2 separate regions of the Mus musculus genome follow, and region 2 is linked to region 1. A link is a loop called in an ENCODE intact Hi-C map of the cell type or tissue named here. Cell type or tissue: left cerebral cortex. All regions are shown on one strand.

Region 1 (2,500 bases):
AAATGGCCCCTCCCGCCCCGCTCGCCCGCTCGCTCGAGCTCGGCGCGGACCCGCCCGGGAGCGCTCCTCGCAGCAGCTGCCCGGGTTCCCACCGCCCTACCGGGCGCGAGCGATCAGACTACCTCGGAGGGCGCGCTCAGACACCCAGATGTCCGGCCACCTCAGTGGGTACCCTCGGCACCCTGTGATCCGACCACCCGCGGAGGCGCGCTAGCCCTCTGGGTGGGCGTGCTGGGCTTCTCTGCGGCGGAAGTCTGGACCACAGATTGTGACTTCTTTTCTAGCAGTAGGTGAGTGCCCAGCGGGAGCGCAGGCATGGGATGCCCTCCTACTGTGTGGGAACCCCGGGATCCTCTAGGGCACAGGAGGTTTGGTGTAATGACTAAGTCAAGCTTGCAGAACAAGTCCGAAGTCACTCGCCTTCTGGGCCTCTTTTTCGAGTTTCCCCAGTCCCTGGTTTGGGAAAGCGCTTTGATTTGAGGAATTCTTGTCTTGAGATACTTGACAAAGGTTGAAAAGACACTCAGATAGGAGCCGGGAGCTCTAGCTAGCTGGCGCAGGCTGGGTACACCCGGCGTGTTTGAATGTGGGGGGCGGGGGCCCTTTTGAGAATCAGCCCTGGGTAGGGCTAGGGCGAAGCCTCTGCGTTGGTCCCGTCACTCTGTCCCCAAAAGCCACTTGAAATGCCAAGGAGAGAAGAAACAGTGGCTGTAGATGTTGCTAACCAGCTAACCCCCTCCGTTTCTGATCTACCCCTGTGCTGCAGGTTATTCTGCCAAGGATGTGTGAGACTTGGAAGCGCCTAGGATACACCATTTTTACTTTATGACTTTTTGGCAGAAAATATGCGTTAAAGTGTTGAATTACGAGGGAAGATGGAGAAAATAACTTAATTCGCGTTTTTGTAAAGTTTTTGTTTTAAATGCAAGGCAGTAGAGATGTAGGTATTTGAGTCATATTTTGCGACTATACTTTTGGCTTTATGGTCCATATGTTCCTTATAACCTTTCAAACAAAACCCTAGGGAAAAAAATAGAAATAAATAAAAACCAAGGTGTGTGTGTGTGTGAGAGAGAGAGAGAGAGAGAGAGAGAGAGAGAGAGAACACAGGACTTCTGGGGAACAGAAGACAACCTCCTTTGATGAGTACAGTGATGGCCAATTTAATTTGTCATGTGCCACTGAAGGGGATGTCAAGCTGATAACATGCAGACTGGAGAGAAAATGAAGTAGGAGTTGCCCCTAGAGGAAGAAATAAGCCCTGATCCAATTACGCTGGGGAGAGAGCTGAAGGCTAGCCCTTCTGCACTGGAGCTGAGTCTTCTCAGTGGAGGTGGAAGGGTGCAGTTTGGGATACAAGCTCTGAATTCAGACACCCAGCAGCATAAAGGTGTGTGTGTGTGTGTGTGTGTGTGTGTGTGTGTGTGTGAGAGAGAGAGAGAGAGAGAGAGAGAGAGAGAGAGAGAGAGAATGGGTGTGTCCAAAGACAGCTCTTACCCATTTACTCTAGCTGCACTTGCTGAAGGGTTGAGAGGTGTGCTGACTCATAAGGCTGCCAGCAGAGCTTAGCACAGTTAGATTTCACTTCTAGACCTTAACCACATTATATATATATATATATATATATATATATATATATATATATATTATAAATATATATAATATATATATATATATATTCATTCTTATCAGTCTCCTCCCTAGGAGATTTTCCTTGGGCTTTTAGATTCACCCCCTTCATTTTGATAACCACCATCTGCACTGGTGCACACATCTCATTTGGCCTGACACAAAGGTTTTCATCTCCCTTGTAACATTAGAAACAGTGACAGTCTTAACCACCCCATTATGTTCAAGGTATTTGTGGAGAATATTGGAAAACCAGAATGTGAACAATTCAGTTTTCTGAACAGCAGAGAATCTCTTTGCCATTACACTGCAAGACCAGGGAGCCCCACCCTTCTTCTGAGTGTCTGCATGACACCAGGGAAGGAACCCTGCAATTGCAGCAGTGCAGGGCGAGGCAGCATCGGGCTCTGTGATGCCTGTGCTCATGTGCACTAATGTTGGAGAGGGGCTTCGACTCCTGTGCAGCCTTCAAAACCTAATATTACTCCACTTCACCTGTCAGCTTCGCAAACCAGTATTTGTAATAACTCTGAGAGGCTGATTTTGTTGGAGAAGACAGAGTGAGAACTGCTTCTAAACTTTAAGGTCGGGGAGGCTGAAAGACACGTCGAGAACAAACATCAAAGGCGTTGGATCTCCTGATAAGATTTCTTAATAAAAATAAGGGTTTGGGTTTTTAGTGTCTTTTTGTTTGTTTGTTTTTTAATGAGGTTTTCAGGTAATATACAGAATAAGCCAGCATGTGTGATAGTTAAGCATCCGGTATCTTCATGAGAACAGGAAGAAGAAATAAATGGATGCACTAGCCCTTTACTGCAAGCTCCACCAAGAAGAACTGAGTCAGGACATGCCACATATGATTAGAGGAAGC
Region 2 (2,500 bases), 55 kb after region 1:
TCACCAACAGCTTCCCAGGCAGACATTGAGACTAGTCCCCTACGCCCTATACACCCACAAAAAGCATCCGATATGCCTCCAGTCTCTTTCCACCTGCCTGCCACCACCCCAGGCAGAGGCTGGCAGTCCTGACTCAAGGCCCAGCATTAGCCTTCCAGATCCCTGGTACCCCAACAGCTCTCTCCTCTCTCGCAGCTTCCACACTGCACTGTAAGGACCAGGTGGCTCCTTTTTCCTGGGGTCTTTTTAGTATCCTCTGTAGAGGGCTCTCCGCTACCCAATGTATTTCCTGAGGCCACCCTTGCATCAGTTACTGTAGCAGATACTTTTCTTGTTGCTGACAGGAAGCTGCTGAGAAAGGGAGGGAGGGTTTATTTTGCTTACAGTGTGTCCAGGGCTGGGGGGACATGATGGTGGGAAAAGGGTAAGGGGCACGAGGCAGATGGTCACATCCTGTCCTTACTCAAGCAGTAGAGACAGGTGAGCTCAGCGGACTCACCCCCTTTTATTCAGGTCAGAACCCTGGCATGTTGGATGGTGCCCCCCACATTGTGGAGGGCTTCCCTCTTCTGTTAAACCTTTCTGGAAATACCCTCCCACCATAGAAGCACCCAGAGGTGCGTCTCCACACCGATTCCAAGTCCAGTCAGGCAGACAGTTAAGATTAATCACTGTGATTACCTGCTGTTTGTTTGACCTGCATGGCCTCCTCACCGTGGATGTTCTCCACTTCTTAGGAGAACCGTGCTGTTCTCCAGACTCCTCTGGAGTAGAACTGGGCCTTCTCCATCCGATGGGATTCCCGCCTCCATCCAGGGATCTTTTTATTTATTTATTTATTTATTTATTTACTTACTTACTTATTTTATGTGACTCAAAAGATTTGGGAAATAAACTTGTCTATTCACACACACATACACACACCAAATTGCTGAGTATCAAACCCATTGTCAATTATTGAATAAGGAATAAAAAGAGAATAATTTATTTTGTTGTTGTTGTTGTTTGAGACAGGGATTCTCTATGTAACCCTGGCTGACCTGGAACTCACTTTGTAGACCAGGCTGACCTCCAAACGCTGAGATCCGCCTGCCTCCCAAGTGCTGGGATTAAAGGTATTCGCCACCACACCCAGCTGAGAAAGTAATTTTTTTTTAATTATGTTATTCTTTCTCTAACACTCTTCAGCCCTATTAACCCTACTTTGGATCCAGCTCCACTGCACAAAGCCTAGGGCAGTAGGTGGATCAAAATCAGGAGTGTTTATGCTCAAACTGGCTGACTGGACCCATCTTAGTTCTTGTCCATTCCTTGCTTCCATCCTGCCCACCACACTTCTGAGGTGGCACCATTCTCCTTGTTCTACGTCGGGAATGACACCCAGGGCATCTCTGGCTTGTACCCCCCCTTCCACTGACTATACACCCAGCTGTCTGCTGTCCTTTGTGAGAAGAAGTGGGAACTCAGGTGTCACCAGAAGGCTGTTCATTCCGAGTGGTCTGAGGCAAGCAGGTGTGTTGTTTTTATTGTTTTTCAAGCGAGACAACTGTGCTTTTTAAAGGATGCTGTGTGTGCATGCTTACCCCCCACCCCCTGAGCCTTCTTGAACATCTAACACATCCCAGCCGCCTGACAAGATCGTTTGTGGAAGATAAAAGGCATTAAAAAGTCCTGAGAGCAAAGCTGGATGAGTCACAGACGGAATGCGCCTGCATGCCTCTTTAGCACGCCAGGCAGGGGCTCGGGTGGGTGTGAGCATCCCTCTTTCTTTGGCTTCCTGCAGCTGTGCACCTCTTGGCACAGGCACGCTGCCTTGGCGCTGCATAATCCGCTGAGATCACCAGGCTCCGAGGAGTTTGTGTTCTAACCCCCTAAAGAGTAAAGTGCTGTGAGGTGCTGTGTGTCACCCACATACTCATCCAGCACCCCCAACCGAGATATAAGTGCCTTTGGGGGATTTCTGAAAGCAGCTCCCTTCCTCGTTATTATCCCCGTGCAGTCCCTCTGGTCCCTGGTACCTCACCTCATCTAACCTCACCCCGTGTGGATTTCAGCATGGAATGTCTCCTCACCCGTGGTCTGTGGGCGGGAGGGAGAAGGAACACTGAGGTGGGAGCTCTGCCGAGCCTGCTTGTGAGGTCTTTTCATGGTGCTAAGAAACCTGAGTTCCACCAGGGAGATTGGAAGAAGAGGAGACGGGCCTTTGCTGGGAGATGCCTTTGGGAAGTCAGGGGAGTGGGTGACTTGGCAGAGGGGAAACTTGGCTTACTACAAGCTAAGACCCTGTCTGTGTAGCCTCTCTACCTTGTGGCGGAGGGTAAGTGGGGAAAGGCAGTTCTGTGGTCAGGCTTGTCTTCCTCTGTGTCTGTTGAGAACCTATGAATGAGCCACAGCCTCGAAAACATACACCAGGACAGGAACTTCATAGCCTTTGGAGTCACCTGTGTGCCGCTCTTCACTATGGCAGGAAGGTGACAGGGCGTGCCAAGGTCTTGACCAG

Evidence for each region. Peaks named below come from ENCODE experiments on the same cell type or tissue, not always from the same donor. Only the 100,000 strongest peaks of a DNase experiment are listed, where the experiment ranks them.
Region 2: it touches region 1 in a loop (7-fold over the local background); 4 of 42 quality-filtered maps call a loop at or near these places.

What each region holds. Positions count from the first base shown.
Region 1 is chr9:122,572,475-122,574,974 of GRCm38, forward strand. It overlaps 9530059O14Rik (RIKEN cDNA 9530059O14 gene), which reads left to right and starts at 27. Exons shown (of 2, transcript NR_015610.2): 1 at 27-290. In left cerebral cortex, a CTCF peak has its summit at 1,273; DNase peaks (open chromatin) are centred at 535, 1,301 and 1,883; H3K4me3 peaks cover 2,349 bases; H3K27ac peaks cover 1,291 bases.
Region 2 is chr9:122,627,623-122,630,122 of GRCm38, forward strand. No RefSeq gene overlaps it. Among named protein-coding and RNA genes, the nearest start is that of Mir138-1, 54 kb to the right of the region's middle. In left cerebral cortex, no CTCF peak of the experiment used is centred here; DNase peaks (open chromatin) are centred at 1,373, 1,743 and 2,065; H3K27ac peaks cover 1,303 bases.